Linked DNA regions of Homo sapiens: region 2 is linked to region 1. A link is a loop called in an ENCODE intact Hi-C map of the cell type or tissue named here. Cell type or tissue: OCI-LY7. All regions are shown on one strand. Links, peaks and the distances in the headings refer to the core of each region. The heading gives the core; the rest is flanking DNA. Region 1 has its middle 150 kb from the start of ANO3-AS1. Region 2 overlaps ANO3-AS1 (ANO3 antisense RNA 1).

Region 1 (16,899 bases), core at 1,959-9,958:
ACCAAAAAGTTTCTGTACAGCAAAAGAAACAATCACCAGAGTTAACAGACAACCCACAGAGGTGGAGAAAATCTTCATAATATATTCAGCCAACAAAGAACTAATATCAAGAATCTACAAAGAACTCAAACAAGTCAGCAAGAAAAAATCAAACGATCCCATCAAAAAGTGGGCTAAGAACTTGGATAGACAGTCCTCAAAAGAAGACATACAAATGGTCAATAAGCATATGGAAAAATGCTCAACATCGCTAATTATCAGGGAAATGTAAATCAAAACCACAACATGATACCATCGCAGTCCTAAAAGAATGGCCTTAATCAAAAAAATAAAAATAAATAATAGATGTTGGCGGGGATGCAGTGAAAAGGGAACACTTTTATATTGTTGGTGTGAATGTAAATTAATATGGCAACTATGGAAAACAGTGTGGAGATTCCTTAAAAAAACTAAGAGTAGATCTACTGTTTGATCCAGCAATCCCACTACTAGATATATATCCAGATGAAAATAAGTCATTATACGAAAAAGATACTTGCACACGCATGTTTATAGCCACACAATTTGCAACTGCAAAAATATGGAACCAGCCCAAATGCCCATCAATCAATGAGTGGATAAAGGAAAAAAAATACATATATGTGTATATATATGTATATATACATACACATGTGTATATATATGTATATATGTATATATATGTGTGTGTATATACATATATATACACACACATATATATATAATGGGATACTACTCAGCCATAAAAAAGAGCAAAGTAATGGCATTTGCAGTAGCCTGGATGGAATTATGGAATTGGAGACTCTTATGCTAAGTGAAGCAACTCAGGAATGGAAAGCCAAATATCATATGTTTTCACTCATATGTGGGAGCTAAGCTATGAGGATTCAAAAGCATAAGAATGATACATTGGACTTTGGGGACCCAGGGAGAAGGGTGGGGAGTGACAAGGGATGAAAGACTGCACATTGAGTACAGTGTACATTGCTTGGGTGATGGGTGCACCCAAATCTCAGAATCACCACTAAAGAACTTATTCATGTAAACAAACACCACCTGTTCCCCCCAAAATCCATTGAAATAAAACATAATAATTTTTTTAAAAGTACTGCTACTGTGTACCCATGGCATTCATCAACTTTATTTTCATGATAAATAAAACCCTAAAAATCCACTATGTTTAAAAAATCCTTTGTGATTCACTCTAGCACAACATTGAATAACATAAAACACCACTTCTGAACAAGGCCAACAACACTTTCCAAACAATAGTGTTTTCTACTCAGCTTTTCTCCATTCATCAATGAGTACATAGTCAAAAAAGCAAAAAATAATTTTTGTGTGTGTTAAAAATGGCCACGGAAATTTACAAAAGCTAAAATCTAACTGCTGACATTGATTTGAAGAAAAGAGAATACAAGAGATTTTTGATTCTTAGGAAATAGAAGATTTAGATAAAATCAAGATTGGATTGCCAAATGCAGGATTGATCTATCATCTGAACAATATGCCATATGGTGTATACTGAAATAAGAAAAAATTATGTTCAACAGTTTCAATGAGAGTCCTTGAGGCAATGTAAAACTTCCAAAAAGTGAGAAATAAATTATAAGTGAAAGTTAAAAAGACAGCTAACTTTTAGTGTGAACATATGGCACCAGATATGTAACTTTTGGTGGAATTGTACTTCAAAGAAAATTCACAAGCCTTTGAAGCTATTTCTGCATTTGTGATTATGGGAATTCCCTAAGTTTTCATATACATGCCTTATGAATACCAAGCATGTATGCTCTGTCTCTCTCTCTCTCTCTCTCTCTCTCTCTCCCCCTCTCTCGATACATATGCAAATGTAACGATATTCTAGAAAATTAGGAATGTGGTTCATGAAATAATTTTGTAGACAATTTAATCCTTTGTGAATTATTTAAGGAAGTTGTGTACTTAATACTTTGTGGAGTACTCAATAAGGCTTCAGGATGAGTATGTTTTCATCCTTACCAAATTTTTTCATCTTATCAAATTTCATCAAACGTTTTCATCTTATCAAATTTCTGTTTTTTAACAGGAATTGTACTAGGTCCTAATGTAAAGCATAAATCAATGACTAGCCCTACCCATATAACACTTTCTGGAAAGCACATCACATTTGTCATCGTTTGTCTAGCACCTATATTCCCCACTGTTTATTATTAAGCTGGAGTACTAAAGTCAAGTCTTTCTCTCTTTTCTCTATATATGTATTACACAGTGCATTTCACAAATAGTTACTCACTATCAGTAGCATGAATAAGTCTTCTCTCTGCACCTCTCCTGAGAGAATTTTGCACAATTTCTCAGCCTCAGAAGATACTCAACAAATACTTTGGGTTTGTAATTAATATACTGTAAATACTTTGGAACTTGAAGTTTATCAAGCACAGAAGTTTTCATTCTTCCTCAATTTTTCATTGATGAGCATTTGCTTTCAAGTCAAATTTTAAACATGATGTATAAGTAATTTCATGGATAACATAGACAACTACCTTGCTGCATGGTGTGGTTGAGTCAGAGTCAGTACGTAAGAATGACCAGCCTGGTGGTTGAGAGACTTCTTGAAGGTGCATGTAGCATGGGTCTAGTTCCTATGAAAGACCTGCTGGACAAGAAAGGAACTTTCTGGTAGGTGCAGAAAACCCTTAGCTAGCCTTTAACGGCCGTTAAGAGGACTCCCATTTGCTATTCTGTTGGCAGCCAGGCCTAAAACAGCACACTGAAACCAGGAAGAGAAGTCTGTTTCTCTTGCTATGTCTTTGCAGCTCCTCCATTGCCCTCTTGGCAAAGCTAAACATCAAGTCATCATGTATAAAAGGAATGTTTACAAGGTCCACATATAATATTACAAGACAAGGCAAAGGAGTGTGGATTTGTACTTGAGAGCCAGTATAGTCACAACTGGTACAGGACATATTTTGACAGACAGAAATCTCACTTCCAGTGTCAGTGAGGAAACCTATGAGCAAAGCAAACATCTTTACCTTCCCAACTAGTCATGTTTGACAGTGCTTCTATCAATGCTTTTATATTATGTGTGCAATTGTGGTTTTGAATGATTATCTAGTAACCTTGATATTTATGCTCTAAAATCTTTCCCTGTCTGTACTAATAAAATATTCTGGTCCTTTGTTGTCAGTAAATGAATTTGGATTCGCTGCAGTGACATGGACCACACTGTGTTTTCCATTAAAAAATGGGAAGGTGGAAGCTCTTTGTTTTTTTCATCTGTCTTGGATGACTCTCACCATAGTTCAATAACTCTTTAGGTGATGGATATATGAGATGCTATGTTGTAGAGTCTATTCTTTAATTTGCAGCCCTCAATTATATCCGAATTTCCAATGCCATCATTCACATGACTTCTTCCCCTCATGCTCCTCTAAATATAAGGCAAAAAGTTATCTTGCATTTGTACCTGGAATGCCACACTCTTCTGAATTTTCTGAACTACAGAATGGAGAAAATCAGAATTATCAAGAAAGATTATAAGAGACTCAAGAACAAGTGACACATTAAACCTATTCTTATATTCCCCATTGTGCCAAACATAATACTGGTAACTGTGCAGACACCCAGCTAATTCTGGCAATGAGGAATTCTTCCATAAGCTTATGTTGAGTCAATTAACATTATAATCATTTTTATGAATTATTTACTACATAACAACTTGTACCCTGAAACTCCAACACAGATTGATAAAATTCTGGTTTTCCATGTCATAAAAAAGATACATTTAATTATCTGATTAATATGTTGTATTGCCTGGAACACCACGTTAAAAAAGGATTCCAAAGCCATTTTTGGCCTTAGAAGCAAAGAGAATTGGGAGAGGTTAATGATGTCATCAATGGACATAGGGAAAGGATATGCGTTACTTGTGCATCAGTTATTTCACATCAATTCACTTCAGTTTTATACAAGGCAAAGAATGTTTCTGAACAGACTATCATCTAATTAAAATTATATATTAAATTTTAATATATTTCCAGAATGCACTGTTGGCATCCATGTTAAGGCCCTGATTTTTTATATGAATGAAAAAGAACATTGATCTAAATCAACCAAAATTAAAACAAATCAAATGAACATGCAAACTGGCTAGAGTTACAGAACATTCTTTATTATACCCCATTTGACATGTGTTCACCACATATTATTTTCAAATCTTGACAATATGGCAGAACAAATACAAACTAAGGTTATATCTCCCCATAGTGGGCATACAGAGTTAACAATGAAAACACTTAATTTACATGGCAAAGAGCTTGACATTTGAAAATCTTCTGTCTGCATGAATTGATCTTATCAATATTTAAGTATTCCACCACCAATGGCTGGTAAAGAGTATTGATTGTGGAGTCAAGAAGACAGTTCAAACGTCAGTTTTACTGTTTCTTAATAATATGATCTTTAGCACATTAATTAGCTTTTCTCAACTTCAATTTTCTCTTGTGTAAAACATAGATAATGAGAACGTAGCAAATTGGGAAATGGTGAGGATTAAAGGAATTAATATGTGTGTGTGTGTACATATATATTCCCTTTGTACTAAAAAAAATTAGGTTCCTTGATTATTGCATGCGTACTCCCAATGCAATCTACATGAATAACCTGATTGTTCTCTCTCTGCATTTTAGGCATGCGGTTTTTTTTGTTTGTTGGTTTGTTTTGTTTTGCCAGGAAGCCTTTGTACTATGTTTGTTGCCTGGTCCAATTCTTTTTGCTCTTGGTGCTCAAACATTTCTTCCTCCAGGAAAGACTCCCATTACTCTTGGGCTTATCAATGTATTCCCTCTCTGCTATCCCCTAGCATGCTGCACCTACTTCTATTTACTCATTAGTTGCTAATGTGTCTTTTCTAGCACTCGTCAAACCATGTGTAGTGATGCACATCTTAATGTAATTTGCATCTCATGTCCTCAGTGCCAACTACAGGGACTGCTTTTTTTTTTTTACACATACTACCTCTAATATTGTTTCCAATTGTACTTAAAAATGTATATATATATACACACAGATGAAGTCATTGAATTCTGTTCCAATAAGAGATAAGAGGAGGTGGAATACATGCAACCTGGAATCTAAGCCCTGGATTATCTTTGCTTCTGCTCCTTTACTGCCATCTTCTGACACGATCTGTGTTTGCTGCTGGGATCATTTGTCACTTCTCTGAAGCTCTTCTCTTTGTGCGCTATCTAGGCAGCACCAAGGAATTTGAGCCAAGGCTACTAAAGCTGTTGTTGAAGAAGATATGTTTTACTTTTTTTTTTTTTTTACCTTTTTTAAAATTATACTTTAAGTTCTAGGGTACATGTGCACAACATGCAGTTTTGTTACATAGCATTAGGAGACATACCTAATGCAAATGACGAGTTAACGGGTGCAGCACACCAACATGGCACAGGTATGCTTTACTTTCATCTGAAATTCAGTGCTTCCTCTGATTCGTTTTCCTGGTGGGAAAGGCTAGGCAATTATCAAAATCTGTTCTAGGAATATTGCATCAGAATCAAAGCTATTAAAATAAAAATATAGCACATTGTTCAACGCAAAAATAAAAATATAGCACATTATTCAACGTAGTTGTTTACTTGCTGATTATTTTTAAGATGTTGTCTTAAGAGTCAAGAGGCACAGATTACAGTCAAATGTGAACGTGAAAAAGTCACTAGGTCTCATTTATAAAATGATAAGATTGAGAGTGATTGTCTTTGATGTCTTTTAGAGGCATCAACCTTTTTGCTTCTTTTTAGTTTATGGGCAAGTTCATTCTCACTCCCCTAGTCTAGTGCATATGCCAAAATTTTACCTTATAAAAATACACATTGATGTCAAAACATGTCCATGTGACTAATCTCACACATAATTTTAACTATCATGTGAAATATTCAGGGAAGATATTGCCTTTTATATTTTATAGTTGAGAAGACTTGCACATGGATTGAAGGCTAAAAGCAAAATCTGGCTACAAGCCTGTGTTCTTCCTCCTTTCGACAAAATTATTTTTGTGCACTGTGACTATTTCAAAACTATACAAAGATAAACTTGTCTATAAAATCATAGAACATGAGTATATATAAGAAAAGATATGAGTCTACTGCAAAACAAAAGATTGTAAAGCATTTTTAAATTAAAAATGATTTTTGAGAGGAATCTGTATTTAAATTACTTTCAATCTTATCTCTCTGTAAAGGAAGAAAACAGTAGTTAGGTTTCCTAAAAGTACAATACCCAGAAAATGTGATATAAGCCATCTGATTCTGAACTATAAATTTCTGATATAGAAATTAAATTATTTACAAATATCCAATTTAACCAATTAAAACTGAGGTAATAAATGAACAATAGAACATTGTATATAATATCAGTCATTGTACTTTCATAGCACAAATGATTCATTGGTTTTCCTTACAGACATTTAAATATTTTAAACAGAGATACCAGAAAAATCTCTATTGGAATGTTTGGTTAAAAAAAAAAAGAAGGGTGCATAACCTCTACATAAAAATATTTAGTCAGGTTAAGTTGAAACGATTTTTATTCTGTTTTGTTTCAACCCTAGAGTTGCTTTACTGTGTAGGGTCTAATTAACATAATTTATTTCTGGTTGATTAAAGACAATAAATGGTCTTTAAGTTACTAGTAACTGTATTATGTGTAAGCCCTCCCTATCTAGTGTGATTGGTTGTAAATATGAGAGCTAGGATGAAGGTATAATTATCACATATCATATATCTAAATTTTTATTAAAAGTAAATCCCTTCTCCCATTATTGTTAATTTTATAATTAAAATATAGATATTTTACAAGATACTTCAAGTTTTAGAGATACATACTATTAAAGTTCGTATTGCTATATAGCAAATCAGCCCAAAATGTAATGACTAAATCAAACAAAAATAGTGTCATTATTACCTTTTATTTCTCTAGAGGTTGACTGGGCTCAGCCAAGAAGTTCTAATTAAAGGTCTCCCATGTGGTGGCAGGCAGAGGCGACTGAGCTTAGGGTGTGCTTCAGGTCTTCTTCACTTGCTTGCCTGGTGACTGACCTTGGTTAGCACCTGAGACCTAAAGTTGTGGCAGCCAGAACACCTACACATGTAGCCTCACCTTCCTCACAGCATGGTAGCTGAGTTTAAAGAGAACACCTTCCAAGAAATAAAAAAATGTAAGCTGTCACATTCTTACGCCCTGGGCCTGTAAACTGTCCTTGTGCCACATATCAATTTCACCATATTCTATTGTTCAATCAGAGAGTTTATCTTCAAGGGAAGCAGACACAGATACTACCTTCCAAAGGAACAAATGTCAATTAATTTGGTGACGGTTTTGAAACTGTCAGAGTTGTTGTTTCTCTGGTCACAGATTATTCACATATCAACTCCATGCAAACAACACTCATTTACTTCCAATGACCCCTTTCCCAAAGTAGCATCTCTTTATGAAATTATAGTCAAGGTCAAGTGCTGGATATTGTCTTCTATTTCAGGTCCACATCCAGATGAACTTTGGGAATATGTTTCCTACAATAGCAATTTTTGAGTGCAGTTTTTTTTTTCAATATAAAGAACTCAGAACTAAAGAGACAAGTTATTTTTTCCCCCACAATTAACATGCAATGTTTAGGAAGGCATAGAATAACTGACGTTTAATAAAGGGGGAAACAGTTTCACACGGCAGTCACAGCAGTCACTCATCCTTAGAAATTTTTTGAAATATTGCTGAGTATAAGTTTTCAATCTCTTGATGAAGAGTCAGTCCTAGTGCCTGAGAATGATTTTGCAATGTTTTGGGCTCTACCCTCTTGGCTGTTGGCTCTGTCCTCTGATTCACCCTTCCTTTTTAATAAAAAATTACTGGTGTTTGCTGCTAGGTAGTCTCCTTGTTCAGCTTTCTTCCTGTAGCAGATCAAGGGGGCAAAGGTTTCTTTTCATTTTTATTATTGTCTCTGGACTTTTAGTACAAGCTGGTAGTACATCTACCAGAAACTAAAAACAGAAAAAAAATTACTTTTAAAATTTTGTAAGATTTCTATGAATTTAATTTGGGCTGCTGAATTAGACAAAAGCCACAACCACTAATCTTTTTTTTTTTCTTTTTTTTTTAGATTAGTCCTTTCTTACCTTGGGTTATCTTTGAAGCTGATGTGGAACCATATCCCAATGATTATTAGAAGTTTTATTATTTAACAGAGTGAATCCGTGTGGCATGTCCTTAAGACCTTAGAGGATCCTTGACAATCTAAATGGTCCTATGGGTAGTTGCATAAAATATTTCCGATGTCTTTTAAAAAAATGTAATTGTCTAACCTTGAAGTTAATCTATAACCTTAAGCCGTTGTGCTCTCAGGAGATACTGGGAATGAGAAAGTTTAATTTTTATACCCAGCAAATCCTGGCTTCATTTTATTTAACAGCTAATTCTTTAGCTTATCTTTGTCTTCTCACATTTTATTACATACAGTACAGGGATGTGAAGTAGTGCTTGCAGTATTCTGTCTAGAAATCTCTATATCACCAAGTCCATTGGGAACATTTCCTATTTTCCACATTACTTCATAAGACAGTGTTGCCAAATTTCTGCCATTACATAACAAATATCCCTTATCCTCTAGCTTTATTTTTCCTCCCTTTAAGCTCTCACTAACGACTTCCTCAAGGTCACTGAGGTTTTCAGTATTATTTTTCCTGATGCTTTTTAGGTTTTTCTACTCTCCTTGAGGCTCTTCCTCCATCAGTCCGCCACCTGGTCCCAAAGCCAATACCACGTATTTTAGGTGGTTTTTGTAGTATAAAATTCTAGGTACTGAAATCTAGTTGAGTTATCATTTGCTGAAGAACAAGTCACCCCAAATACTAGTGAAATTACAAAAAAAAATTTATTTTCTATGGTTTTGGGGGATGACTGGAATAAACTAGGTAGTTTTAGATAAATATCTTTCATGTGGCTGCTTTCAGATGGTGATTGGGACTAGGTTTATTTTGAAGACTTACTTGTGTAGAGGTTGATGCTGACCGATGGCTAGAACTTTGTCTGAGGTTGTTCTCTGGAATCTGCATATATATATATATATGAATCCATGGTGTGGGGAAACCCAGACCCTATCCATACATCATATATATGTATAGATTTTTAATGAGTTAAAACTTTAAAATAAACAGTTTTGTGGAGAATGTAAATAAAAAGGTCATTTGAATGTGAATCACTGTATGCTTATAAAATCTTTCTATAGTCCAATTAAAGTTGAATTAAAATAAAAATTTTAAATGTGTACCCAAGGATCCAGATGTTGAACTTCTACTCATCTCTCAAGAGATGACTCTTGAGAAGAATACTTCAAGTACACAAAGATGTTGTAAAATTACAAGAGAGCACAAATAATATTTTTAGTGATGGTTATCTCAGAGGAGGGCATAAGAAGAGTCAGGGTATAATAGAAAACTCTAGCCATTCGCCATAGTCATCTTTCCCTTCTTTGGGCACATGGCTCGATTCCTATACTCTACGGCAAATAGGTGCTTAGTTATTTTGAGCATAAAAGATTCATAATACAATACTTCTAAACTTGATCCATAGAAATTTCATGAAATTATTCCTGATTCCCAGGCTAGATGAATATCATATTCTTCCTCTGTGCTGACTCAGTGCTAATAGTGCTAATCTCACTCTCACTGTATTTAAATTGCTTTTTATACCCTCTATATCTTCCACAAATAACCTGAGAGACAAATTAACTCCTCAACAAGTATTTGCTGGATATAAACATTAATGTGACAAATCACATGAAATGATTTGGTTTATTTGTTCTGTGTACTTTAAAGTGCCTTGCAAATTCATGATTTAATCTTTCTCTTAATGACAATAAATATATCTTAGGAGAATAAGACATCTTAGAAATTATTTCTATATGTTACAAAAATAGGAAGACAAAAAGAAAAATGGAACACAAGGGAAAGAAGAGATCTCTCTAAATGGAAATTTATAATAGTAATGTCACGTCATAAATAAAGATAGTAGAAGGGAAATTTTCTAATTGACAAGGTAGAGTAAAATACTCATGGCTTGTACATCAGGCAGGATAACTAGTAGTTTATCATCCTCCTGACTTGCTAAGATATAAGGAAATCATAGAACATCACAAATTAACGCTGTTTTCTTCTATTTTGTAATGAAGATAGAAATGCCTATGTTCTCAGAAGATTGCAGAGAGAAGAGAAAGGCAGGGATATCAAGCAGAATTGGCAAGGTCTCTTTCCAAAGAAAAGTGAATAATCAATAGCATCTACATCTATAGTGGTAGTAAGAATCTAAAGACCCTAAAAGTCAGCTTTGTGAGAAAGAAAGTTCTTTGCTTGGTGGACAACTCAAACCTTCCTTTATGCATTATCTGTGTTCTTTTTGACCTTATTTGGCTACCACAGTTTTCTCTTGAATTGCACCATTGGCAAGGAAACACATTTTTTAAAATCCTAAAGAATTCACTGGGTTCCAGAGTCCTTCTTGACCCCATTGTCTGGCACAAACCCCAAAGTCTGCTCTGTAAACAGGGTATCAATGATTCTGGCTGCTATAATGAGCACCATATCTCCCTCTTGGTTTAGAGACATGAGTAACTCATATGACCATGACTGTCTCCTGATGGACACAGTACTACTTTGGGCACATAGGCTTCAAATTCACTGAGCCCAAGATCATGGAAACAAGAATCAAAAATTCCTTAAGTGAATATTAGGTGAAATAGTGATAGGGTCTCCATTCCACTTCTTGATTCTTGAAAGTGTACTATAGTTATAAGGAAGGTTGCATGATATGTTATCCATATCATATTAGACATCATCCCAATCTCACTGGGTGTTTTCTCTTAGCTGGTACTCTAGCTGAGCCTTAAGCAGGCCATCACACATGTCTCTCAAGTCAAGTCCTTCAAGACAATAGGGATGAAGTGATATTGTCACTGTGATTTCAAGTCTTCAATCAACATATTATATATCAGGTAATACATTTAACTTGATCTTGTTTATCCTTTCTACTTACATCCTTAAAATTCATTCACATAACATTTTTCTTCAGAATCATTCCGATTTAAAATGATTAAATTCCCAATATTTTGGGGAATTTATGGCATTGACTGTTGGTTTAGACCTTATATTTCTGGTCCGGTTTATACTGGTATCTAACTCTCATTATGGGCTGAAAGGACATTGTAGGAGTACGTCCTTGCTAGCAAAAAAGTTTATAGGGAGTTGGAAATTCAAAATTCTAAGCCTTGTAGGTCCTAATCAAATGTCCTCATTTCCTGAATCAGGATCTCATTCCATCCTACTAGTATCATTACTTCAGCACAGGGGTCAACAAATTTCCTCTGTAAAGGGCCAAATAATAAAAATTATCAGTTTTTCAGGCTTATGTTCTTTATTATAACTGCTCAACTCTGCCATTAGAAAGTAACCATTGGTAATAGGCAAATTAATATGAATAAAATTATTTTACAAAAACTTCCTTTACAAAAGCTGGTGATGGGACAGATTTAGGCAGTTTGAAGTTTGCCTACTTCTACTTTAGTCTATCAAGCGTGGCAGGCTGGGCACTTAACTGGTGGTACAGTTAAAAACTTATCTTCAAGTCATGGGATTGATTTTCAGTCATATATACTACTGAAGTTAAATCACTTTTAAACATTGCTAGAGAGGTCCTCCAATTTTCCTTTTGTGCTTTTGGTTAGGCATTGAATTTTTTGTGTGTGTGTGTATATACGCTCTAGTTTCGTCAGAAATTACAGTACTTGCATCAATTGTTTTCAATTATCATCATTAAGCTGAATTATTATGTGTGCTATAGATAGTTCATTCCTCAAAAGCTTGTCCTCCACTTGAATTGCATTCAGGGCTGGCTATACAATTTCTGGGGCACAGTGCACAGTAAAAATGTAAGCCCTGGTTCAAAAAGTTGGAAAAAAAAAAACTTTCCATGGTTTCTTATTCAATTGCCATAGATTTTGTTTTTGTTTTGTTTTGTTTTGTTTTGCTATTAACTATCATATTTGCTCAGGCTTGAACAACAGCACTGTTAGTGAAGTCATAGCCAGAAGATGAGGATGAGGTGAGTAGTCAGCCATTTTCACGTGTTCGATAGTTAACAAGTTTGGATTCAAGTGATGTTATGTGAATCATCTGTTTTTATGCTTTGAATTTTACATATACACTATGTAACATAGAAAGAGTGGTGTTGAAGAAAGAATGCTAAGTAAATACAAAAAGTGGACCCCCATCCCAAATGCACCACTTTGGGCAAGAAATCTACTCTCTGTGGAGCTCAATTTTTGCATTTGTAAAGTAAATAGCCTGAACTAAGTGACTTCAGGGTTCTTTCGATACTTAATGTACATAGTTTTATAAAATAAAGTAATAGAAGGAAAACTTAAATCACAGGTTATGAACTTCAGATTGCAAAGATGAACAGATGGAATGAGGATAAAATAGACAATTTTAATGACAAAACTTTATGACAAGCCTCAGATAAATTTACCTGGCAGAATCGATCTATATAAAAATCAATCTATACTTGTGGAAAGAAAAGTGAGAAAAATTGAACACCAAGGAATTCATGATATATCACAATCATTTTTTGACTACAAGGACATCAATTTTCTGTAATTGCTTATACAAGTCACTGACAGATGCTTAATGTATTAAAAATTCATAAATTTTTCCAAACCACATTTTATTTTTTGACTGCAGACTTTTTGATGCGTTTAACAGGGGCCTTCAATGGATATAAAGAGGACTTCTGTTTTGTTTTGTTTTAATTTTTATTTATTTATTTTTTGCTTTATTTGAAGGTTTTTCAAAGAAAGGTAGAAAACCTGCATTGGAAGAGTGAAGCAGTTCATATATTACTTTGAACAGAAACAGAAGGGAAATGGGAAAAAATTTAGAAAATAAAGGAAAGAATGTCCTTTCCATTAAGAATTTTCTGAAAGGTTGTTGTTTTCTAAAACAGTAAAGGAGGCCAAGATCCTTCAAGAGGAAGCAGGAATGCAGTGTTCTTCAAAATTATCTAGCCAGCAGTCTGGAGCTTCCCTGGTTTTCAGGCTTGCTAAATTCCATAGAGGTTCAGTTTTTTCCTTGAGTCTGTGAAACGCTTCAACATTCTTGAAACAAAAAACTTCTTATTTTTAATAATAAAAATATTGTGTTAAATTCTGTGTTTTGTTTTTTGTTTGTATGTTTGGTTGCTATAATTAGATGAATTACAAAAATGAGACCTAAGAAAAAAGCATTAATGCCTACCAGAAGATTTGTCTTGAGTATCTCCGTGGGGATAGAAACTGTAGACATTTGGATTTCAGTTCAATATAAAAAAGAACTTTCTTTTACTCAGAATATTACAAAGATGGGCTGAACTGCTTCAAAAAGCAGGTGACAAAACATGAACTGGGTGACCATATCATAATGAAGTTGCAATTATAGAGTGGATGCAGCTAATGTTATTGGATTATATTATATATGCTTCTTTTGTTGTTTAAGATACACTGAAGAGAAATAAATTTGCATTTATATGGTAAAGAGGTCAGTTTATGAGCATTGCCAAATAACAAACTTACTGTTTAAAAGGAGAAAAGTTATGGATACAAAAGGCCCTTTCATCCATCACTATATATACAGCTTTAACAATTCAGGAACTAGCAAAAAATTCTGTAATAATGTCATTATAACTTTGCTGGGTCATGAACTTAATGCACCAAAAGAGGCTGTTTGAGAATAAGCCTTGCTTATCTCATACCATTGATATGCACTGAACTTTCTTTTTCTGCATGCAGTAGTTTTCTTTATGTGTCTGAGAGTTTCATTGTTTTTTTTTCAGCTAGACTTTACAGCCATTTAAGGAAGAGTGTATGTTTTAATGATTGAAGGAATTTAAAATCCATTAGTGTCTCTGAAATTATTTCTCCTTAGTATCAAGAGATAATTCTTTTTTGATGATACTCCAAGAAAAATTAGAGCAACAGTTTTGGGTAAAGTTCAGATTATACACCATCAAGCAAAGGGCAAAAAACATGAGATGAGGTGGTGAAAGGAAATGAGTGTTGTCCTAAAGTAAATAAAGGAAATTCAGCTGTGTTTGAACCTGGCTTTCACACTGCATACCTGCATAACTGCAAAAAAGCAACTTCATCTCTCAGAGCCACCATTTCCTTACATGCACAATTAGGATAATTTCACAACTAGAGCTGTTGTGAAATTTATAGCAAATATTTGAGAAAACTATGAATATTACTATTTGCTTATAATTTGAAAATACAAATTATAAACAAATACTAGTTACTTTAGTTAATTTAATAGTCATATCAAACCTATAAGTAACACAGGAACTTCAGAGAGCTGGTGATTCAGTGTGAAATATGCTCACAATCTTGTCCTATCTTTCAGAATGTAGAAGAAATTGCTATTAAATCACATGGGCCACTACTGGTTGTAGACATATTTGTTTACTGAAGTCACTATTTTTATCCTGGAGTATTTGATTAGCTGTCTTAATCACAGACAGTTCAAAGGAAGAAAATCAAATATTTGAACCATAGGGAGAGTTGCCGAGAAACATCAACGCTTCCAGGTGAATAAAGTGGTTATTAGGGTCTAAATGAAATAGTTCAGAACCTCCTCCCACCATCACTCTCTACATGCCTACTCCTAATATGTTTTGGAGTCTGGGGGTGTTTGCATTTCTTCTTTCAACTCAGGGATCTACTGGACCTCTCACTCAGGGTCGACTGCCTCTCATATTGCCTTCACCTGTTCAACCGTTCATAGTTTTCAGTCTTCTCTCAGTAATCCTTTCTCATCTGGTATTTCACAAAATGTTTTGTTCTGTTTTGTTATTTCCACTTTGATCATCTCATTTGTTTGAGATTCTCTTTGCAAATCTCCTGGGACTTTTTGTTTTGCCCTATCCCTTTCTTTTTCAGCTTGTATTACTGTTCTGGACATGAGTGCAAAACAAAACACAATAAAGGTTTCAAATAATAACTCACTGAAAATGTTGACATCAGTAATGTAAATTGCCTCTGTTTTCCCCAATGACAGGTTTCCATCCAGAATCAACAAACCCTCCAAGTTAGAGTAAATTTTTCCTTGTGCTTTAGTTTCTATATATGAAATAAGCCTATAATTCTGAAAGGCATTACTGCTTATGAGAGGTGGAAAAGAATTTTTGCAAATCTCATTTTAACATGTGATGATGGCAATTTAGGAGTACCTACTTTTTAGCCCATTGTTGGTTAATATCTTTCGTAGAAGAGATGACAATTTCTCCTCATTAGGTGCCTTTGCTAGGCTAAGATCAACAATAATTAGCATATTTTGTCAGCTACTTGGAAAATTTCCAAGTCATTAGCAAAATTATGTGAAATAATCTCCAGGCTAAGATGATCAGACTAGAAGCAGATAGGCATAGTAAAAAGCTTGCTAAACACAATGAAAATGAAGAGATTATGTTTCTGGAAAGAAAGTTCATATGGACATCTGTTTATTTCCACTTAATCAGTTCAACAACTTGAATTTGGGCCTAAGAAAATAATTTTTTGTATATTTGATTTTGTCTTTGTTTTCTAATTATGAGATCTTTTCTTTTCTTTTTTTTATTATTATTATACTTTAAGTTTTAGGGTACATGCACACAACGTGCAGGTTTGTTACATATGTATACATGTGCCATGTTGGGGTGTGCTGCACCCATTAACTGATCATTAGCATTAGGTATGTCTCCTAATGCTCTCCGTCCCCTCTTCCCCCACTCCACAACAGTCCCCGGGTACACTGTTGGTGGGACTGTAAACTAGTTCAACCATTGTGGTGTGGCGATTCCTCAGGGATCTAGAACTAGAAATACCATTTGACCCAGCCATCCCATTACTGGGTATATACCCAAAGGATTATAAATCATGCTGCTATAAAGACACATGCACACGTATGCTTGTTGCAGCACTATTCACAATAGCAAAGACTTGGAACCAACCCAAACGTCCAACAATGATAGACTGGATTAAGAGATCATTTGTTTTAACTTTGATTATATGAGGTGATGAATGTCTCCTCAGGTTCCCTAATTCTTTACCTTTCACAGGTTAGCCATGCTTAGAGATCTCAGTATGGACTGATTTAGTTTTAACTGTTTTAACACTTTTAATGACTATTATATCTCAAAAGTTAATACTTTTGGCTGGGCGTGGTGGCTTACGCCTGTAATCCCAGCACCTTGGGAGGCCTAGGCGAGTGAACCACCTGAGGTCAGGAGTTTGAGACCAGCCTGGCCAGCATGGTGAGACCCATCTCTACTAAAAACACAAAAAATTACCTGGGTCTGGTGGGCACCTTTAATGCCAGCTACTTGGGAGGCTGAGGCAGGAGAATCACTTGAAACTGGGAGGCGGAGATTGCGATGAGCCAAGATCGTGCCACTACACTACAGCCTGGGCAACAGAGGAGATTCCGTCTCAAAAAAAAAATTTTATACCTTCTGCACCTTTAAATACTTCAGAAGAGCAACAACATATAGGACTGGCTATGAAAGAGTATAATATTGATTTAAATTTTTGAAGACAAAATTATGAAAAAAAATTGATATTAACCTACAAATGGCAAAGCTACCAACCACCTGATAATATGTCTGTCTCAAATTCAATAGAATTTAAAATCTATTAATTGTCTTAATTTCCTACTTCATTCTATATCATCACTTGCTGTTCTCACGATTCATTTTTCCTATCAGAAGTGAATGTGAAGTTTGATAATAGTAAGACATGTGTACTCCTTAATTTAATAAATGTGATGTGTACTCCTTAATTTAATG
Region 2 (16,899 bases), core at 2,933-10,932, 140 kb after region 1:
AAGAAGAGATCAGAACACAAACACACACAGAGAACAGATCATGTGAAGACACAGGGAGAAGACAGCCATCTAGAAACCAAGGAGAGAGGCCTCAGAAGAACCCAAATTATCAGCATGCTGATCTTGCCAAAGAATGATAGGCAGTTCAAGTATATTGTAAATATTTTTAAGATGTTCAGCTTTCATTTTTCTTTTGAATTTGGAAATATATTACCTACTTCTCTTCCATGATTAGGAACCCTGTTCTAGACCCTCTCCACTACGTACACTGGAATATTAATCTTTTATCAGATCATTCACTTTTGCCAAATGATTTAACAACTCCTAAATGTCCTGAAGATAATATTTAAACTTCTTGATTGGGGATGGGGGAGGGTGGTAGAAACAATCTACTAAAATTACTCTATTGAAAAAATCTAACTGAATCACCTACTATTAGCCAGCCCAAATCTTCTACTTTAGTTACAGTGATAAACTCTTTTCTCCTGGAATCTATGATACTTTCACATTTTGCTTGTGTACATACTTTTATTCTACGATCAAAATCTCTCTCTTTTTACATTTAAGCACTTCCTCATTCTTCAGTGCTTATGTTTAGGAGGTATTTTCTTAACATTCTCACTCCTATCAATCTCAAAGCACCAGGAAATAGGAGCTCAGAAATTAGGTCTTTTAGAAATATATTACGAATTCATTTATTCACTCAATGATTATTGGGAATTCTCTGTTGGCTAAGAATAAGCTACATCTGAATAAAGGAAATGAGAAAAATACAGACCTTCTCTCCAAAAGTTTATAATCTATTGGGGTAGGCAGCTACACTACAATCTGCTGAATATTCTCCTTGACATATGAAAAGGATGCTTTGTAAACATAGGGAGCATATGCAAACGAAGATGGTCAGAGCAGACTTAGGGTATTTGAGCTGAATCATGAAAAATATAGCATCAGCTGGAGGATAAAAGAAAAGAAGTCTCTGGGAAAGACATGTTCAGGACACTCCTATTAATTCAACACAGCTGGAGTATGTACTGAAGAGAGTGGTAGAAGGTAGGAGGGAGGAAGGGACAAAAGAAAAGCTTGGACAGTTGGACAGGGACCAGATCTTGGAGGGATGAATATATCAAGCTAAGGGCCTAGATTTAATTTTGTTAGTGACAAGATTGCCCTTCTGAAAAGATAATTCTAAAAGAGTGACAGATCGTTTTCAAGAGAATGAGAATGTAGAAAGAGCAACAATTTAAGATGCTGTTTTAGTGATTCCAGTAAGAAATGTGTTGCGTAAGTAGAATTCACATATGCTGGGATGAGACCAACAGGTGGCATTTTTTCTACTTCCTATCTAGTTTGAAACAGATACATCTTATGGGAGGTAAACTTGCCCCTGCTGGCACATGGCTGAAAGCCACAGATGGAGTCCTGACATGGGGCACAGAATGTGTGTATATGTCTAAATATCCTCTACTGGAAGAAAATCATAGCCAAAAAGATATTATTAAATATTCAGGAGTGTCAATTACATAAAAGAAAATATGATTTTATGAATATTATCCAGGACAACATCTATTTAACTGTGATGCTTTAGTATTTGTATTTATTTCTTTTATTTAAGCTCTTTCTACACATTTTATCACCCTTCATTGTCTTATTGTCCTGTTTTTATTTCTTGTATAATTAATAATTTAGAGGTATAATGTCACTACTTAAAAATTTAGTTGATTTTTATAAACACTATAAACTTAAGATTATTTTATAATGCTGCTTTAAGACTTTGCTGTCCAATTTTATCGTGTTTTTCTTCTAAAATTATTTAAGGGTAAATATTCTTTCCGCCTAGCACAGTAATTTGTATATCTGAGAATTTCTAGGCAATATACTCTGACTTGGGTATTTCATTAAGTATGCTCAATACTTAATATTATGCAATACTTAAATGTGAACATGCTTCCAAGGTGCTGGATAAATGAATTAGAAAGGGCTAGCAGCAATGTTTAGTATTGAGCATATACTCTGATTTAGGTATTTATATCTTTTAATCCTTATAAAACTCCATAGCCAGTTCCTGCTGCTAGTGTGGTGAGATCAAGTGTTTTGAGTATCTATTGAAAATGCCATGTGATGCTAATCGTCTCCCGGTGAGCGGTTCCTCTCTCCAGTAAATGGTTTATCAGTAAAAACTGATCCCCCACAGTTCTTGCATCGCTTTCATCATATTTACTGCAATACCATAAACCTTGAATAACACATGGGATCCATGGGAAGTGCCACGGCGATGCTAGAAGAGCACCGAGAAGCAGAGAAAAGTCATGATATTACAAGAAAAAGTTGAATTGCTTGATACGTACCATAGATTGATGTCTGCAACTGCCTGCCATTTCGAAACAAATGAATCCAGCATAAGGACCATTGTTTTAATAAAATGAAAAGGAAATTTGTGAATTTGTCCCCAGCAGGCATGACAACTTTGCATTTTTTGTGAAATACCTTTTTAAACTTGTAAGTGCAGCCTTTACGTGACTGCAGATACGGTATAAGAAAGACATACCTATAGACTCTAATATGATTCCAGAAAGAAATGAAGTCATTTTATGACAATTTAAAGTAAAAGGGAGGTGAACCATCTGAAGTGACAAATTTAATGCCAGCAAAGAATGGTGTGATGATTGTAGAAGATTTGGCTTCAAAAATGTCAAGATCAGGAGAAGCAGCTTCTGCCAACTAAGAGACAGCAGACAGGATCCCAGATGCCATTAAGAAAATAATTGAGGAGAAAGGATATCTATCTGCCTGCACAGGTTCTTAATACAGATGAAAGTGTCCTATTAAGATGCACAAAGGACATTTATTAATAAGGAAGATAAACAAATACCAGGTTATAAAGCAGCAAAGGATAGGGTAACTCTGCTTTGTATAAATCTAGCCTGGTTTGTGATCAGGACTGCCCTTCTCTGCCCTTATCTGCTACCTAAATCAGGGTACATGCTCGATACTTAACATTGCTGCTAGCTCCTTCTAATTCATTTATCAAGCACCTTGGAAGCATGTTCATATTTAAGTATTGCATAATATTAAGTATTGAGCGTACTTAATGAAATACCTATAAATATAAAGCTGCTAACTCCAGTGTCTGAAGGGAAAATAATAAGCACCAGCTGCCAGTCTTTTCGTTGTATGACAAGAAGGCCTGGACAATAAGAACCCTTTTTTTGGATTGGTTCCATCAATGCTTTTTTCTTAAAATCAGGAAGTACCTTTTCAGTAAGGGATTGCCTTTTAAAGTTTTTTTTTTTTTTTTTTTATATTGGACAATGCCCTGACCAGCCAGAGCCCCCATGAGTTCAGCACCGAAGGCATCCAAGTGGTCTATTTGCCCCCATACACAATGTTTCTATTTCAGCCTCTGGATCAGGGGATCATAAGGACCTTTAAGGCTCATTACACATGTAATTTTATGGAAAGAATTGTCAATGCCATGAAAGAGAATTGAGAGAGAGAAAATATCGTGGAAGTCTGGAAGGATTACACTATTGAGCTGTCATTGTTGTTACAGGACAAGCTGTGAAAACCATCAAGCCTCAAACAATAAATTTCTGCTAAAGAAAACTGAGCATGGATGTTTTGCATGCCTTCACAGGATTTACGACAGAGCAACCCAAAGAAATCATGAAAGAGATTGTGGATATGGCACACACACACACACACACACACACACACACACACACACACAAATTCTGTCGGGGGAAGGTAAAGGATTTCAAGATGTGAATCTTGGAGAAATTCAAAAACAAATAGACATCACACGAGAGGAGTTAACCGAAGATGACTTGATGGAGATGACTGCTTCCAAACCAGTGCCAGATCATGAGGAAGAAGACATGGAGGAAGCAGTGTCAGAAAACAAATTGACATCTAGAAGGATGTAGATTGAAGGAAAGCAAATCATATATACTATATAAAACCTACTAATTCATGATGTTGAGCTTCACATAAGCTGTGATCATGTTACTTTCAGTATTCTCCACATCACTGGCAAAATGATTAGCCATCATGAGAACAGACTGTTGGGACAGAAACCATCCGGGACATGGCACAAAGGGAAGAAAAAAATAGACAGTGGATGCTTCAATTGAAAAGAGGCAGAGAGTGAAAATCTCTTCTGCTCACATTTTACTGCCCTGTTTAAGTTCTTTGGTCAAACTTGACGTCAACAGATCTGAGGTGTGTAAGGAGGATAAGTGAATATTTTTTAACAATATACAAATATAAAACATACAAACAATATACAAATATACAAAAATATTTACCAATATACAAATAATATAAATTTTAACAATATACAAATAAACAATATACAATATTAACAATACAATCTGCTCTATCTACCACCTGCTTGTGAATGGTTCATAATATTTCATCATATAAATGCATCATAACTTATGTGTGTATGTTTATGTTGTCCCTAATTTTTCAGTAATACAAATAATTCTAGAATACAGCAGCTACCCACTCGTGTTGGCTACATAATGTGAATGAAAAAAAACCTTTGTTGTTGAAATCCATTGGAACTTTAGAGTCATATGTTATTACCACAGCATAACTTTGCCTCATGTGACACTGAGAAAGTAAATCCTTGGTACTGACATGGTGATATTATGAACATGCTAGTTTCCCAAACTTTGAACATAAAGCAATTAATTCATAAATCTAAAATGGCTACATACAAATGACACATAATGCCATCTGTTGGTTACTTTGTTATACTTTTGCTTTAGGTTAGGACATCCTTTTGCACTTTGGAACTATGAAACTTCAAATAAAGTAAGCAGAGATACTTCAGTGATATACCATTTTTAATTTTTTTAAAGATTTTTTAATTTATACCTACTCTTCTTCAACTATCAATTTATCTGTATGGATATGAAAGGAAACACAACAAAGCATGAGCATGGTTAGGAAGGAGAAATGTAGGGGAAGAGAAGAAGGAAACCATTTTTATCTTAAACAAATATATATTAATTTTTTATTTATAAAATACTAATTTCATTACTCAAAAAATTTAAAAGGTTACCTCAAAATGCTATAATTTATCTTTAACTCTATCAATATGGTCATTGATTTCAGAGGAATTTTCTGTAAATTCTTTGATTTTAAGGGTCATGCTGCTATAAAGCTTTTGTGTTTTTATTGCTTTATTCACATATTTGTGGGGCTGACCAGCGTTATATTTAGAAGAAATGGAATCTGGATTTGTTCTTAAGCTGACATATTTAGATTCATGCTGCTAAAATGAAATACAATTTACTGAAAAATGTTTTCTTACTCAATAGGAATGGCCAAATCCACTAAAAAGAAGAGAAAATAAAGACATATTTCATTTTTATGCTACAGTATTTCATGGCTACACTCTCACTAGAGTGAAATATGATTCTTTAGAGAAATCTAAAAAAATCTACAATAATGTTTCTAGGATTTTTATTCACTTTCTGTTTGGTAGCCATGAGGTGCCTGACCTTCTTTTGACTAAATGCTGAAGCCCATAGTTTATAAAATCCTACAAACACATCTGTAATTCAAAGCAATCCATTAAAATGGATATTTCCCCCAAATGGAAAAACCATGAGGAGGTCCTCATCCCTCCTTTGAGGATGGAGGCAGGAGTTAATGCTGTTTTCTAAAGTCATACTGTAGGTCAGAGGTTAGCTTTTCACCTGCGTAACTCTGGAGGTCAGATCTCAGGACATAGGGTGAATGTTCTAGTGCAGCAGATTTCAAGGTGGTGTTGAAGTGCTTTCTGGCATCTAGTCCAATAACCAAGGACTAATATACAGTGAGAGAATTAACACAAGAAACCACATCAATGTTTGAAGATTTTCCTTTCTTGTCTCCTTTTTAGCTAAAGAACTTTAATTAAATAATCTTGCTTTTAATTCTCGTTTGGTTGCTTTCTAAATATGTGACTTTAAATGAGTCACTTAACCTCTCTGAAGCTGTATTCACTGTCATTTGTTCAAGGGAATAACACTATCATCTTCACTGGTTTGGGGAAGATTAAAATACAGTAATATACACAAAATGTGTACTAGAGTTAGCGGCCAAATATGGGTGTTCTGCACAAGGGAGGCCTTGCTTGCTTGATGAAAGTATGTGCATTTGCATATCAGCAAACAGTTAACCCTTGGCTGCACTTTGGAGCCTGGCCCAAGTTTCATGTCCATTCCTGACCCATTTTTCATATCGGTATCCCAAAAGATACCATACTTATTTGTCCTCAAATATCGTTGCATATGAGAAGAGTCACCTAAGACTCTTGTGAAAAATGCAGATACCTAAACTCTACCTTAAAAATTCTGATTAGGAAGATCTGGGAAAGAACTCAGGAATTAAAATTTTAGCAACCATCCCCAGGTGAGTCTGAATCAGGGCCCATCAGACCCCATTCGAGAAACTCTGGCTTCATTTGTATAGGCAAATTTGATATTTGTATAACTCTTTGCTCTTTCCAAGAAACACCAACACTTTAAGTGAAATGAGGCTAACTGCATACAGGCTGTCTTAGGATGGTCATGCTGGTGTTCAAATAGGGATCCGTTTCTAAACAAATAAACTTCCATAAAATGGATATTCCCTAAGGAGTTATACTTCAGCAGATTAGCCATGATTCTCAGTTAAAACAGCATCACCCACTTTGTTCTATTTCTGTTAGGAATACACTAGGTTAGACCACGCTTTCAAAGGCCAATTCAATGCGTTTGAAATATGCTCCTATCTCTTTCACATAAAAATAAAATTGGTTAACCTTACTCCTACCTCCCTCTAAAGGTCATCTCCATCAAAATGATATCCTTCACCTCTCTGGTTTTCATTACTTTTGGGCTTTGATGGGTATAATTGGTCAGCGTGACTTCAAAGAGACTCAAATGATATTTCACCTCTGTCACTTGAGAGACTGACCTCTCCTTTTGCAGTAATGGGCTCTTTGTAACCTCCTCTGAGGTCACCTTAGTTGCTTAAATGTGGTCTAATTTCAAGCAGTTGTGTGGTATCTAATCACAGCACGCGGTAAGCTTGCCCTCTAGTGGCTGCCATTCATATTGCACTGCAGGAATTTGGTTCTACCTTCATTTACTTGGGGGCAGGGGTAATTTAAGTCAGAAATAAATCCATCCATATAAAAAAGTAGATATCTCTCTATTTCACAAAATATCCTTCATGTGATTTTTTTCTTAGTAACTATTTTTGATGAATTTAAATGAATAACATTTTAATAAAAATAAGCAGTTGTAAGTAATGCATTGTGTGTGTGTTTAGTGAAAGGCTAAACATTATATTTCTCATTATATAAATAGAAGAGAAAACAATTTGGAAGGAAAAGATAGAATTGCCCACGCTACATTGAAACTTTAGCATAGATGGATCATGATATATATTAAAGAATTTCTTTTGATTCCCAGGATGTCTGAATTCTCATATTGTCATCTTACCTCCCTATTAAGAATCCTTAAGTGGATCCTAATGGCAATAAGTTAATGTATAAATCCTTAACACAGTGTAAATAAAACTTTCACAATTTGTCTCTCAAAATCTTTTTGACTTTTGCTGCTCCTTCATTTTGAATCCTGAGATTCTAGCCAAATTGAACTGCGCTAACCTAGAGAAGTCATATCTTTTCATAACTACATGCTTTCACATAGGCTGTTCCTTCTGCTTGAAATGCCTTTTTTTCCTTTTTCTTTCTTTTCTCTTTAGGAGACTTGTCCAAATAGATAATAATTTTTTCTTGGCTTAATATCATCTTTCTGTAAAACTTTCCAGATTATTTCTTTTTCCTACTTGTACCTTGAACTTCATACTACATCATCTCTGGACTGTGAGTTTTGGACAATCTTCTTAAAGTGTGTTAGTTTGCCTGTGATCAAAAAAATACCCAGTAAAGATATCTTTATGAATAAAAGATGGGTTTAATATATAAAGAAGATGTATTGCATTTCCAAGCATGAATTGGTGGACAAACACTGAGCTTAATTCAATATATGGTTTTCCTTGTAAGACATTTTGGTGGTGTCTGCTATTTTCACAGCCCAGCATCCACTCTCCATCATTTTAGTATTGACTATTGATCCTATCAGTCTAGTAACGACCCCCAGATTCTCTTTCTCTGCTTCTGTGTGTGCCCGTGTGCTTCCGGTGCTATTTATTTCACTCAATTCTGCTGTCATTACTGACACACCGTTTAGATCTGGCTAATCAGAGCATCATATTCTTCTGGCATTGGCAATTAACTCTAGGATGAACAACATGAAGACCCTTGCTCATTTTCCTTGGAAAGAGGCTCACACTTTTCCACCCACCTATTAATCTTGAAAATTGTGAGGAATGGGACTGCTACTTGCTACCCTATTAAACCAGTATTAGGATAATGGATCAGACAGGCAGACAAATTAGGGTTTTAGTGGTGTTGAGAATACAAAGTAATGACTCATTACAGAATATTTTGGAATGTGATCCAATTAAGACTGGGTTTTTTAAATTTTTTATGGAGTGCAGAGTCACATGTATCCCTCAGACTTTACTGTTTACTGTTTATTGTCACTCACGTAGGCTCAAGCTGGGAGCCACCAATAGATGGCTCTCTAGAGATGGCACAAATCATGACCAATTTGAACCTCAGATGTACTAATTTTGACACATTACATTTTGCACTGGTGTTTCAAAATTCTACAGTGGATAAAACTTCAAATACAAACAGTACTAGATTTCCTAAGTTTCAGGTTAATATACTCTATTATTTGTCTTTCCTCTATCACCTTCCCACCTCTCTATTGGTGTTCTCTGCACATCTTAAGCACATTATTTGTATTTGAAATTTTGTCTCAGTCTTCTTCTGAGGGAAACTAAACTAGACTTAATGTCTGTGTGTGTGCATGTGTGTGTGGGTATGTGTGTTGTATATTGGGATTTGTATACTACGATTCTTTTATAATAGAAGTTGCTATGTAGACATCTTTACCTTTCTACCTTTATGCTCCAGTACTTACAGATCACCCTACATAGCCTTCAATGGAGAGGTCAGGGAAGTTCCAGTGTCCTGAAAAGAGGCAATTTTGTATGCAAGATAGATTGAATGTGAGGAGACTAGAAGCAAGAAAGAATATCTGGTGACCACTCCAATAATCCAGGAGAGAGAAAATGAATGTATCTTCCCTAGAGTCTGTGAAGCTTTTTTCTTATGGGTCCCTATCTCAACTAGTTCCCTTCAAGTTTTCAAAGATCAGGTCTGGAAACAGAGAAATTGAACATGCTTCACAATTTTACCTAAGTTAGATTTATTATTTTATAATATTAGAAATAATATTCCAACACAAATAGTGCACAAAAATAGATTCCTTAACAGATTTCTGCCTCTTTGAATTGCTTTGCTATTGTTGTTTTCAAGTCCATGAAGTGAAAGTTTGTCCTATGGATACATAATTGTAAAGAACTTTGCAAATCATGTATATGAAAAAGATTTCATATGCAGAATAAAGAATTCCTACAATTCAACAACAAAAAGACAAACAACCCTATTAAAATGGGCAAAGGATTTGAATAGATATTTCTGCAAAGAAGAGTACAAATAGTCAAGAAGCACATGGACAGATATTTAACATCACTTGTCTTTTTGCACATTTCTGTGAGCTCTGTTTCAAGTCAAATCAAGATAGCCTTGCAAGTAGGGTCTTCAGGGACTTGCAAGTGGGGTCTCCCAGGGAACCAGAAAACTGGATAAATAGTGACAACTGGGAGTGAGGCTTTAAAGGGGCCCCAATCTCATTCTGTGTCCATCCGGCAACTTCAAGACTCCTTATTTCCACTGTGATTGTAGGCTGTTTTATTTTAAGATTACTACAGACCTAAACAGAATAGGATGGGAGTAGAATAAGTCAAAATACCCAATACTTGCTCTTATTAATGAATTAAGCCATTTTTCTTCAATAACTCTCCCTGGATTAGTGTAAATCTTTGGTTCATTTCCAGATTTCTCGAAAAGAAATGACACTGATGATGCTTGTGAGTTTTCTCACTGCTTTAATGAAAAAGAGTTTTCAGGGGTTCTTATGCTACCATTTTTGATGATGATCTTCTCCAATTGTTAACTCTTTCACAACCATAGTAAAATTTCAAAACCAGGACAATGGCATCGGTACAATATGTGTGTATAGTTCATGTCATTTTACCACATGTGCAGAGTTGTGCAACTACTACTTAATTCAAGATAAAGGATTATTACATCACTACAAAGAGTTGTCTTGTGTCACCTCTTTTTATTATCACATCTACCCCGCTAGCCTTCACCATTCCTAAATCCTAGTGTATTAAGGTTCTCTAGCAGGACAGAACTAATAGGATAGATGTATATGTAAAGGGGAGTTTTTTAAGGCATATTGACTCACATGATCACAAGGTGAGATCCCACAGTAGGCCATCTACAAGCTGAAGAGCGAGGAAGCCAGTCCGAGTCCCAAAGCTGAAGAACTTGGAGTCCGATATTCAAGGGCAGGAAGCATCTAGCACAGGGGAAACATGTAGGCAGGAACACTAAACAAGTCTAGTCTTCTCACGTTCTTCTGCCTGCTTTTATTCTGGCCACACTGGCAGCTGATTTGATGGTTCCCACCCAGATTGGCGGGTGAGGGCTCTGCCTTTCCCAGTCCACTGACTCAAATGTTAATCTCCTTTGGCAACACCCTCACAGACACACCCAGGAAAATACGTTGCATCCTTCAATCCAATCAAGTTGACAATATTTACCATCACGCCCAATAAGCATGAATTTGTTCTAAAATCAGTCACCTGTTAAAGAGTTCCCTGTCTCCCAGGAATGGTGCCACCTTAGTATTCCTGCTATACTTGGTTCTTGACAGGGAGAAGCCATAAGGCCTCTGCACAAAAGCAGTAATAGATTTTATAGCACAGCAATTGGGAAGCTGGACATACATGCTCCTGGGAGCCAGAGATCTGACAGGCTCATTCTCAGGGCTGCCAAAATCAGTAAGAACATGAATAATATCTGTCTCTATCATTGTTTTATCCCCTGCATTGGCACACAGATGTGCCAATACTGTACTAGATACCAAACACCATTAAAAGTGCTTTTCATATAGTGTCTCACTTAATTCTTGTTATAACCCTGTGAAATAATTAACATTAATATCTTTACTTTGCAGATGAAGAAATAAAGATATAGAAAGGCTAAGTAATTTGTCCAAGATCATACAGATCATAAATGACAGTCATATTGGCTTCAGAATGTGTAGTATTAATATATATAATCCTATAGTTGGCACACAATTTCTGTTCCAGAAATGAATGACTGAATGAATGAAGAGGAAATAACCATTTCCTAATCATATTCACGTTTGAAAGAGCATTTCCAAACCACTCTGAACTCCTCATGAGCATAGAAAAATTATGACTAAAATAATGAGATAGGCCTAGAGGGACCCTACTCCTAAATTTTTATTAGCTAAGAACCTGTCCAAACTCCACCTCAGATGACTTGAGGGAGAGGTTCTTCTTCACACTTAAACTAAAATTAACAAAAAGACTCTTCTCATCTGAGTTAATTATGCAAAATAAATTTTGACCCCACCCTAGGAATTTCTATTTGTGGAAGTAGGAGTCAGCAAAACATTTTTATTCTTATTTGTACACTCTAACAGGTACAGGTGCAATTAAATAAAAATATTTTGTCAGGAAAGCATGAAATATTTATGTTTATTTAAAGATTAATATAAAATTCTAAAGCCTAAGACCTTGGTTATATGCTGATAAGTTCCTGAAAGTACTGCTTGAAGAGACATATCTTTGCCCATTGTCCTTCTGCAACTATGGCAAGTTAAGTTTGAAGACATTCAGGCAAATGTCTTCAAGAAGCTCCTCATCTCTTTTGGAATATTTTTGCCCCAACCCAGCACATGTGCATATGAAGACATGCAGTTCGTCTATACAACCATGTGGATTAGTCATAATTAAGATCCTCCCAGGCCAAAGCAAAAACATGAAAACCATTACTTTGCACCGACACACTGTTTATTCTTGGAATACTAGCAGCAGGGACCTATGAAGCAGTGTTTGGGGTTACATTATTTGGGTTGTCAATAGAGCTTGTTTTTCCTAAATTTTACTTATACCATTAGCCTGCTTCGGAGGGTGTTAGACAAAAATTTCTGAAACTCATTGTTTTTAGTTGAAAATGTAGTTGATGATGCTGTTCATATCATGGAGTGTTTTCCGCATCAGCTACCAAAGAAAAGCATATATCTAAAGTCCAGAAATAAATCTGAACTGGGCTTTGCATAAACAAACAGGTTTTCATTTTTTTTGTTTTTTTTTTTGTAATAGATTATCTGATTCATGTGTCTGAATTTATCTCTTATTGTTGGTTGTTAGGAAACTCAGACATAAACTTTTATGAACTTCTAATAAAATTAGATGAAGTCATAGCCTGCATTCTGCATATTAATTTAACTTTTAGATTGCTGTTTTTCCAATATTTTCTTTTATTCCACTTCTTCTCGGCTTTGGAAAATATTGCTATGTGTATTTACTCCTTCCTGTAAAAGATAAGATTTTTTTAATTAAGAAATTGAATTTGAATCCACTACTGTTGGAATTGTGTAGGCCATTTTGTGTCATTTTTAAAAAGCTCATCTACATGACTAAAAAGAAAACAAAAACAAGACTATATCTCCAGTGTATCCAGTTGAAAACAATACTTAGTCTGTATCATCTTACCAAGCATCAGGGAAGATTCAGGTTTCATGAAGCCTCAGTAGTCTTAAATTTGGGGAAATTTTTGAATAAAAAGAATACAAAAGTATAAATAGAAAATTAGAAAGTGAATGACGAAATAAAAGAAATTATATATTTGTCAATGGCCATAAAACCCACAAACATCATTCACAAAATCCAGAAAGATAACATGAGGTATGTGTCTTTAGTAACTGCCTATCACAATTCTATAATTATTTTTCTTACATTTAGACTACATATTCCTTGAGTCTTTATTTGAATGCATTTTAATAATATTTTCTACAGAAAAAAATTGAAAAACAAATCATTGCTTCATCTAAAATGGTTGATGAACTATTTTACATTATAATTTTTAAATTTTTGTTTTGCTTCATAACTTATTAGTATTGCCATATACATTTTTCAGATTACTGTCAAATATGGAAAGTCTTCTTTCAATTTCCTTTCTTATACAAGGTATATGATGTCATTGCATGTCACATTTTTTCGTGTAGGAGCTACTCTCTAATCCTCTTTGAATGAATGTCACATTCACCAATCTGTTAGCATAACCATATCTTACCAAAATAAACAAATAAATAAATATATATATATATATATATATATATATATATATATATATATATAGCGAGCATTTTTTCTGTTCTTAGAAGGTCCAGGGGAAACGAGTAACTCTGGGCTTTGGGTTTATTTGCTTCACTGCAAATCTGCTCTCCAAGCCTGAGAAGACAAACCACACTATTGGTTAATTATGTAAAACATTCAACAATCAGTACAACATGAAAAGTAGTTCATAATCACGACCAGAACTGAGAACTAATAGAGCACATACTTTGCTGGAAAGAGAAAAGGATTATCACTTAGTGAGATTTCTCACTTAGTAAGTACCTACTCAGGCAAATGTGTGCCCAGTAATTTTATAAAAATGAATCAATCTATTTATCTATTCAATAGAGACTTTAAAACACCAACTTTCCAGGGTACTAGAAATCTAATGGTTAACAAGACAGACTTGATGCCTTAAATTCTAATGGAGGAGACAGATAATAAGCCACCAAACATATAACTGCAAATTGTAACGAATGCCCTGATGGGAACCAATGGGATGCTATGAAAAGGAAAACTGAGAGGTGGGAGACCAAATTTAGATAGAGAAAACTGTAAAGGTTATTTAAGCTGATACCTGCAAGATGCACCAGAACAAGACACATGAAAAATGAGAAAAGCAGTTAGGAGTCCTGAGACTTGCAGTATTTGACCCATGTGGGGGAACTGTGCTGGGGCGGGTGTGTAGGTGGGTGGTATGGCGGGAGGAGGGAAGCACAGGCAGCTCCCAGATAACTGCAGGCCTTGGAGGACAGGGCCAGAAGTGCTCTAAGTGCAGTGGGAAGCAATTGAAGGGTTGGACCCGAGGCTGACATGACACAGCTTTCATTCAGTCTACTGCATGCACCATGAAGCTAATGAAAACAAGAGAAGGAAGCAGAGGGCAGCTTGGACCTATCCTAATAATACAGGCAAGAGGTGATGGTGGTTTGGGCCAGATGATTAAGTGCCGATATGGAGTGGAGTGGCATAGAATAAAACACGAATTCCTAATGGGTTGAACGGGAAGCAAAGTAAGGGAGAAAGAGGATTCTAATTTGATTCCTGCATGCTGCACACTTTTATCGATGTGGAGATCAACTGGAAGTGGGGAATAGATTTTGTTTAATCCTTACAGCAACTCTGTGAGGTGAGTGTTTTTGTACTCATTATATGTATATGAAATCAGAGAATGAGAGAGCTTTTAACTTCCCGCGGGTCTCTCAATTCAGAAGTGGAAGAATCTAAATCAATAGTTTCTTGGATTTATTGCTTTAAGAAATGCATATTTTGGGCTGGGCGCGGTGGCTCACTCCTGTAATCCCAGCAATTTGGGAGGCCGAGGCTGGCGGATCAAGAGGTCAGGAGATCCAGACCATCCTGGCTAACACGGTGAAACCCCGTCTCTACTAAAAAAAAAATACAAAAAAAATTAGCCGGGCGTGCTGGCGGGCGCCTGTAGTCCCAGCTACTCCGGAGGCTGAGGCAGAAGATGACGTGAACCTGGGAGGCGGAGCCTGCAGTGAGCCGAGATCGCCCCACTGCACCCCAGCCTGGGCGACAGAGCGAGACTCCGTCTCAAAAGAAAAGAAAAAGATGCATATTTTGAATACTCATCTTTCTTCCTTTAAGTTTGTGGATATTTGGCATAGGTGATCTCTAAATATACTTGAATCAAGCCTGCCAATTTGGAACTATTTTGTTAAAACCGCCTTTACTTCAGAATTTCCACTAGGGGGAGCTACCACTATGTGGTTTATTTACTGTGTACAATTTTTTTTTTTAATTATGGTAAGGTTAGTATTTACTGGTCACCCACAAACTTAATCTTAATAAAGTTCACTTTGTTATCTTTTAGAAAATAGTAATGCATATTTTGTAAAAGAGCCTGAAGTCTTAACCAAGAACTTTAGGAGTAAGAAAATATAGGAAGATAAAGAAACTCATAATTTGCATAATGGCAACAAAGCATCTAAATTAAACTGTGATGGAAAAAGAATCTAAAAATAAAGCAAGACATGTTGTATGAAATTTGAAAGATGTCATTGTTATTAAGATTTATAAAATTATTTTGGTTTGTCTTATTTGTTGTGCATTCTTATTCTTATTTTAAATGAATATTTAATACATATTTAAGAACAATTAAAGATTACCTTATAAACATGGTCCGTGAATCTCTGTTTCTTATAAAGGAATACATTATGGGAGACAAATATTTTCACCCATGGGGAGTTTTAGGAGCACGTGGAGTCTTACGGGATAAGTATATTCATTTAATAAATAACACAAAATAAGCATAATCATAATGTCAACAACAACAGTAATAATAGCAACCAACTGGGCACCACTTGCTGTGCTAATCACTCAACATCTAGAATCGTATGTAATCATTCCAATTATATTCGAAGTGTTGGTTTCAGATACAATGATGGGGCTGACCTGGGTGTCCCTTCCCTTTGTCATATGCTGACTCATGAAATGCATTAGGACAGAAGCAGCATTGCAGCAGTTTTCCATTCATGCCATGGAAAGGTATGAATGATAAAGGCATCCCTCAAAGTGGAGTCCCTGAGGTATCAGTAAGTGAGTGCCCTTCCAGTGAAACATGTTTCTAATTTGGGGTTGCCTTTCCCCGGGGATCTTACACACAAGGTGTTGTGAGTTATTAAAGGTCCTCAGATTTCATGTGTTGCCTCCTGACATCAGATAAAGTGGCAAATGACACTTCTTGAATCAGCATTGTCCCATCATAACAGATGGCCGTTAGCTCAATCTACAGGGAATCAGCTTATTGTCTTCCATATGAAAATAAGCAGGTCAGCATTCTAAATCCTGAAATGACAAAGGGAAAAATAGTTCACAGGACTCTGAAAACAGCATGTGAAATAATCAAAGGTTAGGGGGAACTTTCTTAACCACAAAATATTTGTATTCAGTATACCTTAACATTTGTTTCATTTAGAGCACATGAAATAAATAGTTGTATTTTGATATAAAGGCCTGGGGTTTGTCAATATTTAGTTCAGGGGTCTGAATTCTGGCTGCACAGCAAAATCATGTTGGAAAAATGTTTAAATTTCAGATGCTCAGGCATCCAGTTAAGTCAGAATTATTTTAGTTGAAACCCAGGCATTCATCATTTTTTAAGTTTCCCCCGTGATTCTAATGTGTGGTGTTTCTAATGTATGACCAATTGTATAATAATTGCACAGTAATTTTATAATCCATTTCCCAAACTTTCATGTGATATGAATTGCCTTGGGATCTTGTTAAAATACAAGTTAAGATTCAGTAGGTCTGGGGCAAAGCCTGAGTGTCTGCATCTCTAACACTCTCCCAGAAGATGGCGATATGGATGCTGACACACCACTCAGTAATTGGCAATGCGGGTGGGCTTTGGTCTCCATACAAGATAGACACAAAGCTCCTCAAATGCAGGGGTTCTTTCTGTTCATTTGCTGATCGTTATTGTTACTGGATGGTACAGAAGCTCTTGGAATGTTAAAACAAACAGGGCTTAGC

Evidence for each region. Hi-C counts contacts between places; a loop is a spot of excess contacts. Peaks named below come from ENCODE experiments on the same cell type or tissue, not always from the same donor. Only the 100,000 strongest peaks of a DNase experiment are listed, where the experiment ranks them.
Region 2: a loop joins it to region 1, with 4 times the contacts of the local background. A loop is called at or near these places in 10 of 110 quality-filtered maps.

The regions. Positions count from the first base shown.
Region 1 is chr11:26,129,984-26,146,882 of GRCh38, forward strand. No RefSeq gene overlaps it. Among named protein-coding and RNA genes, the nearest start is that of ANO3-AS1, 150 kb to the right of the region's middle. In OCI-LY7, for the core only: CTCF peaks have their summits at 4,279, 5,169 (motif pointing left) and 5,370; DNase peaks (open chromatin) are centred at 4,268 and 5,188; H3K4me3 peaks cover 285 bases; H3K27ac peaks cover 606 bases.
Region 2 is chr11:26,269,948-26,286,846 of GRCh38, forward strand. ANO3-AS1 (ANO3 antisense RNA 1) reads right to left here. Exons shown (of 3, transcript NR_132968.1): 3 at 15,638-16,209. It also overlaps a transcript of ANO3 not described here. Among named protein-coding and RNA genes, the nearest start is that of ANO3-AS1, 9.6 kb to the right of the region's middle. RefSeq lists an enhancer at 14,815-14,874. In OCI-LY7, for the core only: CTCF peaks have their summits at 7,082 (motif pointing left), 7,313 and 8,600 (motif pointing right); a DNase peak (open chromatin) is centred at 7,054.